2 separate regions of the Mus musculus genome follow, and region 1 is linked to region 2. Evidence: chromatin loops called from intact Hi-C (ENCODE). Cell type or tissue: heart. All regions are shown on one strand. Each heading gives the region's core, and the rest is flanking DNA. Links, peaks and the distances in the headings are about the cores only. Region 1 holds the start of Cyb5r3 (cytochrome b5 reductase 3). Region 2 holds the start of Gm32788 (a long non-coding RNA gene).

The links. A loop is a pair of places that touch in the nucleus more often than their neighbours do. Peaks named below come from ENCODE experiments on the same cell type or tissue, not always from the same donor. Only the 100,000 strongest peaks of a DNase experiment are listed, where the experiment ranks them.
Region 1: it touches region 2 in a loop (1.8-fold over the local background); 2 of 42 quality-filtered maps call a loop at or near these places.

Annotation. Positions count from the first base shown.
Region 1 is chr15:83,169,440-83,174,806 of GRCm38, reverse strand. It overlaps Cyb5r3 (cytochrome b5 reductase 3), which reads left to right and starts at 2,624. Exons shown (of 9, transcript NM_029787.3): 1 at 2,624-2,695. The coding sequence starts at 2,675. In heart, for the core only: a CTCF peak has its summit at 2,410; DNase peaks (open chromatin) are centred at 2,526 and 4,586; H3K4me3 peaks cover 3,410 bases; H3K27ac peaks cover 2,498 bases.
Region 2 is chr15:83,296,477-83,301,843 of GRCm38, reverse strand. Arfgap3 (ADP-ribosylation factor GTPase activating protein 3) reads left to right here. Exons shown (of 16, transcript NM_001357756.1): 16 at 1,142-2,104. The coding sequence ends at 1,159. Gm32788 (a long non-coding RNA gene) reads left to right here and starts at 5,058. Exons shown (of 4, transcript XR_384278.4): 1 at 5,058-5,367. In heart, for the core only: CTCF peaks have their summits at 2,808 (motif pointing right) and 3,340 (motif pointing left); a DNase peak (open chromatin) is centred at 641.

The DNA of each region.
Region 1 (5,367 bases), core at 144-5,143, 130 kb after region 2:
TTTTTTTAGATTTATTTTATTTATGGCTGTGTAAGAGCATATTTGTACAAGGTATTCATGGAGGGCAGGCAAGGGTGTTGGTTCCCCTAGACCAGCGGTTCTCACACTTCCTAATGATGCAATCTTTAATACAGTTCTACATGTAATGGTGTCTCCCAACCGTAAAGTTGTTTTGTGTAATTCTGCTACTGTTATGAATCATAATGTAAATAACCTGTGTTTTCCGATGGTCTTTTTGTCCTAGGGCTGGAGCTGACATGGTTGGAAGTGCTGGGATCTAAACTCTAGTCCTCTGAGAGTAGCAAGTGCTCTTAACCTCTGAGTCATCTCTCCAACCTGTGACTCTTCCTCTGGACAGTTCAGTAGTCATAGCAACTCTCCTGACCCCATGACTCTTCCCTAAGATGACAAGATCTGTCTGGATTTTGGAATGAGCTTCAACTGTTTTCCACTTTGATATCAGTTCTGCTTTTCCAGGTCGTGAGTCAGCATGGCCTGGAGGTCATATATGACCAGTCAGGGGGCCATGCTAGTGTGACGCCTGCTGTGACAGCCAGTCTTCTTTCTGTGGAAGTGTCCGTCAAAATCTCAAGAGTGAAGTCTCCTCTCTGGCTTTACGTTTGACATCTTGCCGGTCGCTTGAAGTATGAGTGCAGACAGGATCTGAAGTAGCAGGGAGGTGCCTCAGTGAGGCCTTTGACCCCTGACCGATGCTATCTTTAGGAAGAGAAGCAACTGTGAGGAGGTTCAGCCAGAGAGAAAGGAGATGGCCAGTCAGTAAGGACCCTAAGGAAGGCAACAGGGAAGGCTGGGAAGATGGCTCTGATGGTAACAGGAGCTGTGCTCTCTGCGCAAGCGTGAAGACCACAGTTCAGACCTCTGGTACACATTGCATAGGTTCCTTACTTCTAGACACAAGAGGAGCCCCCATATCCACCCTCACCCCTTTTGAAACAAAGGTCTTACTCTGTAGAACAGACTGGCTTGTGTCTGTGATCCTCCTGTCTCAGCCTCCCAAGTGCTGAGATTAAAAGCAGAATAATACTTAACTGATATTAGATCCAGCCTCATATCCCAGGGTAGTAGGTGCCCTTCCACAGCCTAGCTCCTGATTTTTTTTTTTTTTCACTTGTTTGTTTCTTTGAGACGGAGACTCATGTAGCATAGGCTGACCTCAAGTCAATCTGTAGCCAGGGTCAGATAACCTTGAACCCTTGCCTCCACTATCCAAATTCTGGAATCACAGATGTGCTGACCATTGCTCCTTATTTATTTATTTGAGACAGGGTCTCTGTGGTGGTTTGAATAAGAAATGGCCCTCATAGGCACGTGTATTTGAACGTTTAGTCCCCAATTTGTGATGGTTTGTGGGGAGGTACGGAGGTGTGTGGTCTTGCTGGATGAAGAAATGTGCCTGGGGTGGCTTTGAGAGCCTATAGCCTGGCCCCACTTCCAGCTCTCTCTCAGGTTCCCACTTAAGGTACAGTGTTATCTCTCAGCATCCTTCTCCCCGAGCCAGGTTTTCCTGCTGCTTGTGGCCGGCCATGCCTTCCAGCTATAATGGGCTCTTATCCTCCTGGAACTGTGAGACACAATAAACTCCATCTTCCCTAAAGTTGCCTTCGGTCATGGTGTTTTACCACAGCAACAGAAAAGTAACTAGCAGTCTCACCGTGTAGCCTGGAACACTCACAGATCCACCTGCCTCTTCCGGTATTGAACGCTTGGGTCATCAAGTGTTCCGGTATTGAAGAGTTTGGTTAATAGTTCTCAATTTTTAGGCAGCAAGTCTCTTCCTCACTCTGCCGCTCTCAGAGCAGTCTTCCATTCCCTATCTGGCCAGGACCAGGTTGAAGAAAACTCCGGAATGCCAGGGACATACGAGTGTTTATAGAGTATGTGATAGGCTCTGTTCTGAGGTCCGGGTACACAGAGAACTGACTGCAGACTCCTGGCTTGGGGAAGCCCCACCATCTAGTGGAATGGGTACGTGGGCGCAGAGCATCGTGAATAAACAGGCAGGATAACTGAAGCGCTACAAAGACCGTTCTGCACTAGTGGCGTCCCTTGGAGGGAGCACAGGGCCAGAGCTGGCCTAGCTAAAGAGGTGACACCTGAACTTTAATCCGGAACTGGCCTCAGTACGTTTGGAGATTTGTTCAGGAAGGAACGACTGGTTCGCAGGCTTGAAAATGGGGCAGGGCAGGGCTGTAGCCTGAACTCTGTAGCCAGCGGTGTTGGCAACACGCCCCGTGAGCGGGTAGAGCCCTGGCCAGCACAATCAGCTCCGGCAGGCTCCCAGGACCGAAGGCTCAGGATTTGAGAGCCCATCACGGGGGCGACATCTTGTTCTCTTCACCAGGACAAAACAGGCCCAGAAGCCACAAGCTACCTCCCGAAGCCACACAGAGGCGCCACAGTAGCCAGTCTCTCGCCGAGCCTCTTCCGTGCAGCGCCGTCAGCCACTCAGCGCGCACTCCCGTCTTCACAAGCGGAAGTGGGCGGGGACACTGGGAGTCTCCGCCCCCTATCCGCCCACCTCCGCGCTCCTGACTGGCTCCGCAGGGCGTCCCCGCCTCCGAGGTGTTGAGACCGAGGCGGGTTGTTGGGGGAGCGGCCGGCTGAGTAGCGGGTGTAGAACCGTGCGTGAGGCCACCGTCTCTTCTTCGCCACCATGGGGGCCCAGCTGAGCACGGTAGGCGGCATGGGTCTGGGGTCCCCAGGCTTGCACCGTGGGGATACCGTACGATCCGGGGCGCCCAGCACCGGTTCACGAGCCCCGCGCCCCACCCGGCCCCTTGCAGACCGTGACTCACGCCCTGGCTAGTGGCCGCGCCACTCTGGCCCGGCCTCAGGCCAAGGGGGAGCCCCGAGCGCGGGGTGGACATTGAGGACCCTGTTGGGTGTGCGCGAATGAGAATAGGGAATGAGTGACGTGCGCGCCCGCCTGAGTGGGCGTGACTTGTGAGTGTGAGAAAGTTGAAGTGCCTGCGCCCGTGGGGGATGTGAAAGGTGCGAGGGTTTTTGTAAATGGGAACGTGAAGTGTGAACCGTAGGTGCACTGGTGTGTGCGTGGAGGAACCGACAGCGGCGTGTGTGAGAAATGAGAGTGTGGGTGTGAAGACATGCAGGCCTGAATAGTGGACACGAGTGAGCTGGCAGGAAGAGTACTTTGGGGTGCGTGTGTGTATGGGAGAAATGTGTAGGGTGTCCCTACAGGGGTTGGGTGCATCTTCTTGCCATAAACAAGGCAGTAGTTGGCCAGGATCTTTCCAGCTGTCACCTAGAAAAGCCCTGGCCATTCTTGTTACTCACAGAGCTGCACTGTCACTAAAGAAGTGTCACTTAGACTTGGCCATCAGCCCAGGGCACTGAGGATGCTGGGACCGTCTAACGTCTATAAATCTGCTCTCTCACTGTTACTGGATCGACCAAGGCCCCTTCCACAATCCTAGAGCTCACTCTCCTCATTTCCTTTTTTTTCTTTTTTTTTTTCTTTTTTGAGACAGGGTTTCTCAATGTAGCCCTGGAATGCACTGTAGACCAGGCTGCCCTCAAACTCACAGAGATCCACTTGCCTCTGCCTCTCCAGTGCCAGATTAAAGGTGTGGGCCACCACCGTCCAGCTCCTCCCTGATTTCTTAAGAGCATCCATGTGAACTGTGACCAGTCTCAGTTACACAAACATACCCTTGAGGTGTCCAGCTCTTTGGGTATGACAAGAATAGGCCAGCGCCTGTCTTGGAGGGTGCCCTCTCTCCTCTCTGCAAGATTCAGGGCTCCTAGTGAAGACAGCCTTCTTGCCATGGCATTTGCTCTTGCGAGAGTGACCAGTCCAGTATGGACCATCTAAGGAGCATTCTGGCCCAAGGCAAAAAAAAACAAAACAAACCCCAGAGTGACAACACCCCATAATGACATTCTGACCAGTTTTCCCAGAGACTGCCCATGATCCCTTATCTTCCCCCTGATTCCCAGGTTCTCCTTACCTTTTGGACCATGTTGGTGGTACCCCAGCACCTGGCTTTTCCATCAATTCATGTTAAGTCAACAGTAGTTCCTTCCAGGCAGTAGAGCTCTGTTTAATTATCAGAAGGCCCCACCATGGCCTCATCTGTCCAAGGGTTGCTTGGTATTGTCTTTGACTTAAGGGGCTGACACCTCAGTGCCCACGGTATACATTAGGCCTGGAGGCCTGTGTGGCTGCTGGGTATTGGGTGTACCAGATGTCTTATCTGGGCTATGCAGGCCCTGTGGGAGGCCTCCTGCATATATTGGGGGCCCCAACCCAGAGGATGGCACTGGAGTCTGCTGTCTACCAGGAGAACATTGCAGGCTTGGCCCGCCGCTCTGGACTGCCTCTCTGCCTGTTTGTGAGTTCCAGAAAGCCCTTGACAGACCCGTTCCCTTTGTGGAGTACATATAAGGCCTTTCCAATAGCTTCTGGTATCTCTGGGCCTGGTTGGTGGCTTAGATTCCACAGAGGGTGGCTCAGTTATCCACCTGTTTCTCCTCCTGAGTTCCCTTCCCCCATTGTCTGGAGTCCAGCCCAGAGCTCCCCGTTTCAGGACTTCCTCCATATCCTCCCACTTCCTCCCACTTAGGACAAGATTGGGAGGGCTGTGGTCACTTGATCCTGGCAGGACAGCAGGAGAGTGGGTGGTGGGCAGGTAAGCGAGCCTATGACTGGCGCTTGTCTAAGCCCCAGGTCAGGGAGCTGGTACCTGGAGGGAGGCGATGACTGAGCTCTCTACCAACCTTCCCTATCCAGCCTGGGCAGAGTGGATTCCAGGGTTTTAGAGGGGAAAGGACAGAGTGAGAAGTCCAGGCAGGGTTTCCCATGGGTAAGGAACAGGCTATGCATCCCTTAGCTGCAGTGAGTGAGCTCAGGGCTCCCTCCTGGGACCCTGGGACCCAGTTTCTCTACCTCTTTTTGCTGTCAGAGCAAGGATAAGAAGGGGGCAGGTTCCTTGGTACAGTGGGATGTGGCCTGCAGGGTCAGAATATGGGGAGCAGCTGCTCTCAAGGACTTAAAACTGGTTGGGGTAAGGGTGCGTGTGTGTGTGTGTGTGTGTGTGTGTGTGTGTATTTACACAGCTGAGGAGGAGCTGGGGCAGGGATGCAGGGACTTGGCCTCGGCCATCTGCCTCCTGTTTACTTGACCCTGTTGCTGGGACTAGGGAGGTGCTATGGAAGGATGGGGGGGCACCCGGTTTACCCCATGCCAGTGAGGACAGAATACATCTAGTCCCCTGGTGAGTAAGTCTAGTTGGGCCTCTAACTTTTGGAGACCCAAGCTTTGCCCTGCTGATCCTGGCCTTGGTGCAGCTCCCCTGAGACTGGGTCTGTCCCCCCTCTAGTTTGAGC
Region 2 (5,367 bases), core at 279-5,278:
TTCCACACCTCTGCCCTTCACCCCCACCCCTTACTGCCTTAGACAGTTTCTCTTCTGCTTTACACTGTATACACAGACATCTGTTTTTGGTTTGGTTTGGTTTGGTTTGGTTTTTTAAGACAGGGTTTCTCTGTGTAGCCCTGGCTGTCCTGGAACTCACTCTGGAGAACAGGCTGGCCTCGAACTCAGAAATCTGCCTGCCTCTGCCTCCCAAGTACTGGGATTTGGGATTAAAGGCATGTGCCATCAACTGCTCAGCCACATCTTTTTATGTATCTGTAGAAATACTTGTCTTTCTGTGTTAGACTTAATTCAGTTCATATACAAGAAGGGGAAGCCTGTTTATGACAAGGAGGCTGTCTCAGATTGTATGAACAGCTTGCTTCGGGAATCTTCTTGGTTGTGTAAAGTCATTTTAGACGCATTCTATTAGGATGAAATGTGACCCTGAGGTGTTGACTGAATTGACATTGCAACTTATGGGTCCATGGAGGCTTCTAGTCTGCAGACCAACCCTGCTGTGGCCTTGTTGGGAATGCGAGGGAGAAGAAAACCTAAAACTGCAGAGGCTGGGAGCTCTCCTCCCTCCCTTCTTCCTCCCTCTTCTCTCCTCCCTCCTCCCTCCCTTAAGGGCCTGTTGGCTGGAAGGTAGTATTCCTGTTTTGTGGGTGTGGCCTTCCTGTATTTAAGAATCATCCTGCTTGTGTCTCCATTTATAAATGAAGAAGCAGAGGCAGCCATTGAACCTCTGCTAAATGAGCAGGGACTTCAGACAGATCCCTCAGGATCCCATCACACGTGCTCCCTGGACAGCTCAGGACATGGCCCCAGGCTCCGGCCTGGGCCCCTGCTTTGCAATCCTTAGTCCAGCCTGGGAGCCCTAGGCCTTGGGCACCCCTCACAAGTTGTAATCCTGGCAGCTCTCACAAGGTGTGATCCCGGGCAGGTCTCCAGGCCCCACTTGCCCTCCTAGCCATGGAGAGGCTGAGGCAGTGCTGGCACCACACAGCTGCTCTTTATGCAGAGTCTGTGGCCAGTGCCAAGAGCCAGGTGTCCCTCATCAACAGCAATCGCACGCTGTGTGCATGGCAGGACACAGATGCAGTGTATCGGTAGTAAATGTTGGTCTGGTTCTCTCTAGGATCGCTACGGTTCTTAATCCTGGTGCCAGGCTGTCCAACCTGGTAAAACTCCACTTCAGATGGACCTGAGACCACATCTGGCTGCGCCAATGCCCCAGCTGCTTTGTGGGCAGGCTCTACTAGTTGGCGAGGCACCTGCACATTTCTGAGTGTCCATGTTTCCTTTGAGACATCCCCATTTCTATGTAGGTGGGATTTTGCTTTCATTTCTGATTTAAATTAGCTCCTTGTGTCCTTGCTTTATCTTTGGGGCATCTTTAGTTCCAAGAACTGGAAGCCAGAGCTGCAGGCTCCTCCCACCTCTCTCCAGGCTGGTGTTGACTGGGCCCGGAAATCAATCCCCAGCACTTACTTCTCACTGCAAAGGAGCAAAACAACAAAAACAGCAAGACCAGAAGTGCCCAGCCCCTTGCTGACAGATTGCTTCGTGTGTGTCCCCACACAACACACACTTAAAGCCATCTGTCACTCTGTAAGTTATTTTGTACATTCTCTACTCTTAAAAGTGTCCCCCAGTCAGTTCCTTTAACAGACCTGAGCTTCTATGATGCCAAGGGCGTTCACTGCGACCTGGGAGTAAACAGGGTGTCGCTGCCCTGTGAGAGGAAGATGGGGCCACCCCAGGGCTCCCAATGCACTCGGAAGTCAGCAGTACCAGGAGCTCAGGCTGAGAAGGACAGCAGTGCGGCTTCAGGACGAAGCTCAGCCAGGGAGAGGGCGATTATAATTGGGTAGTTTTGTTAATATTTTTTTATCTTGTCCTTGATATTCCAAAAGTTACAGGATAGATGTAAATCAATAAAGTCATTTGGCTGTGTTTTAGACAGCTCCAGAATATATTGTTCAGCGCAGTAAAATATATTTGGAATTTGATGAACCAAAAATGTGATTTCAGATGACTATTTTGTGACTTTCTTAAAAGGTCTGATTTGTAGACTTCTAAATATAACACACAGCACAGCAGACGGTTGCCTGTGTTGTCATTCCTCAAGAGCCTTTGTATCACTGTACAGCGGGCACTGGGTGACTGCCGCTCCCACTCGCTGGTCACACCCATGGTACCTACAGGTGGGACTGACAGATGCCATCATCACAACACAGAGACTGGTGCCTCTGGGAGGGGAGGAGGCTCCTGTGACACTGGCAGCCAGCCTTCCCCAGCACACCGGAGCCGGCATGGCGGCACACACTGTAGCATCAATACTAACTTAGTAGCAGAGAGATCTGTCCAAACCCCATCCAGAGTGAGCCCTGTGTGCATCCCCATGTGCCCTGTGAGCACTATCTGGCAGATCCCACGCACCTGGACCTCTGCCCCAGTGTGCTGATCTCTCCCCAAGCCTGGCGCCTCCTTACTGGGCAGAAGCTTCAGGGTGTCTTAGCATGTCCAGATGTGTGTGCAGTGAGGACACAGGGCTGTGCAGCAGTCCACTCAGCTGATGGCCAGCACTGCCTGTCTGGAGTCCCTGTCTGTGATAGCTGAGGGGGTGGGAAGTGCAGTGAGAGGCTGTGGCTCAGCAGTGAAAACCCTTAGGTTCCATCACCATACCAACATTTATAAAGCTGGTTGGATTTAGAGTTCTTTTGTTTGTTTTGTTTCTCCATTATTTATTTACTTATTTTATTTACTTTATGTATGAGTGTTCTATCTGCCTGTACACCTGCATGCCAGAAGAGGGCATCAGATCCCATTACAGGTGGTTTTGAGCCACCTTGTGGTTGCTGGAAATTGAACTCAGGACTTCTGGAAGAGCAGCCAGTGCTCTTAGCTTCTGAGCTGTCTCTCCAGCCCTTTAAAGCTAGTTGTGGCCCACAACCATCCGTAATAAGATCTGACGCCCTCTTTTGGTGTGCCTGAAGACAGCTACAGTATACTTACTTATAATAAATAAATAAATCTTTAAAAAGAAAAGAAAAGAAAAAGGGCACTGACTGCTCTTCCAGAGGTCCTGAGTTCAGTTCCCAGCAGCCACATAGTGGCTCACAACCATCTGTAATGGGATCTGGTGCCCGTTTCTGGTGTGTCTGAAGATTGTTAAGGTGTGCTCCTATACAATAAATAAGTAATTCTTAAAAAAAAAAAATCTGAAGACAACTGAAGAGATGGCTCAGGGGTTAAGAAGACGGGTTCAATTCTGATCACCTACCTGGTAGCTACAGTTCCAAGAAAGCCAGCACCCTCTTCTGGCTTCCGTGGGCACTACATGCCCATGGTATCCACACATACATGCAGGCAAAACACAAACAGTAAATAAATAAATAAGAAAGAACGTGGCCCCGCAGCAGAGCGCTTGCCTATCATTCAAGGTCTAGAATAGACAGAGGAACCCCATGGCAGAAGCTGCTGGGAACCCGTCGAAGGCTGGGTCTGGGGCTGTGGGAGGTGTTTCTGAGAGCAGCCACTGTTGGGTGTGAAGCCCAGAGAGCCAGGTTACCTCTCCTGGAGCCTTTGTGCAGAGAGGGCTGGCAGAGAAGCCCTGGAGAGTGGCTTTGGCAAGCAGCATTTTCTCCAGAACTCTTGGTTAAGATGCAGTGTTTTAAAGTAACCCTGGGAGGGCTAGAGAGACGGCTCTGCTGTTAAGCGCTCTTGCTGCTCTTGGAGAGGGCCTGAGTTCTGTTCTCAGCACCCACATTAGTTGGCTGACAACTCCAACTGCAAAGCATTGCATGCCCCTTCTGCCTGCAACGTGTGCATTTCACACACACACCTCATTCATGCCTCGCACCTTTGAGGCCAGCCTGGTCTACATCAGTTCCGGGACAGCCACGACCACACAGAGAGGCCCCGTCCCAAAACAACACAGAGAAGTGAGTGCCAGCCAGTAAGGGGTCTGTCTCCCTGTGCACTTCAATTCCACTGAGATCCAAAGGAGTGCAAAAGGAGGGAGATGTCACCTAGGGTACAACTCTAGGGGACTGTGCCTCCAGTTCCAGGGACTCTGAGGCCCCCCCAGCTGGGGTGATGAAACTTAACAGGCACTGGGCAAGGCCCACTCACCCCCTGGAAGCTGGCAGAGCACCTTACACATGCACTTTTCTATATTTGCAGCCAAGCTGAAGTCAACCTCCTTACCATCTCTGTCAAAACCTACCTGCAACCCCAGGCTACCAGGACACTGTGCCTACGGTCTCTCTAGCCCCTGCCATCTCTCCCCATCAACCCTCGCTGTGGTCAGAACTTCCAGGCCCCCGCTCTGAGGCCCCTTGACCCTTCTGATCCCTAGCCAGTTTGACACAGGCCTCCTGGGATGGAGCGCAGCCTCCCAGCTTGTCTCTGACTTAAAACCTAAGTGCCTGGGGACAAGGTGGTCCGTCTGTCCTGTTAGCACACTGAAGATCCTGAGTCACTGCTCTGTTGGGAGGAGCCACAGGGATGACGGCAGACACTGAGGCTATGCTGGGCTGCTGGTACGGCTGTCATCATTCTGTCATCCTTTCCTCGGGACACGGGTTCACCTTTGCCAACAGGCTTTCCCTTCCCCACCCTACTCCTGACTTTCGTCTCAGGGGAGCAGAGATGACAGCCTTCAGTGGGGACAGGCTGGATCCTGAGGCCTGTGGGTGCACTATAGAGACTGTGCTTTTCTGGCCCAGTTTGCCCCTTTTGTATGTGGTTCAGGTACATAGCCCAGGCCTGTGTTTCACCTGCTGTAGAAACTCAGTGGTTACAGCTGTTAGCATTTTGTCTAGGCTCCGCCCCCCAGTTACCTGGCAACAGCCAGAAAGTGCCTGACTCAGTATAAAAGGGGCTCCTTGCCCCTCCTCTCTTTCTCTCTTGCCTTCTTGCTCTGTCCTCTTCCCTCCTGCTCCCCCTCTCCCCGTTCCCTTCCCCCCTCTCCATGTGCTCATGGCCGGCCTCTCTCTCTCTCTCTCTCTCTCTCTCTCTCTCTCTCCGCCCCCCCCCCTTTCTCTGTCTTTATTACCCTCTCAGCTCTGCTTCCCATGCCCTGAATAAACTCTATTCTAAACTATATAGTCCGTGTGACTGGTCCCTCAGGGAGAAGGGATGCCTCAGCATGGGCTCTCAGAGACACCCCTTTCCCCTGCACATCCACCAAGTATATTCTCTCTCCCTATATTTTTATAAAACAACAGTAACTAACATCTGTTGCCAGCCAAGCACATACTATCCAGCAGACACACAAATGGCTCTTCTCTGATCCCCTGTGCTTGGTTGACATCTCTGCTACTCCTACTAAGACAGCTAAGGTGACATAGGGGCACT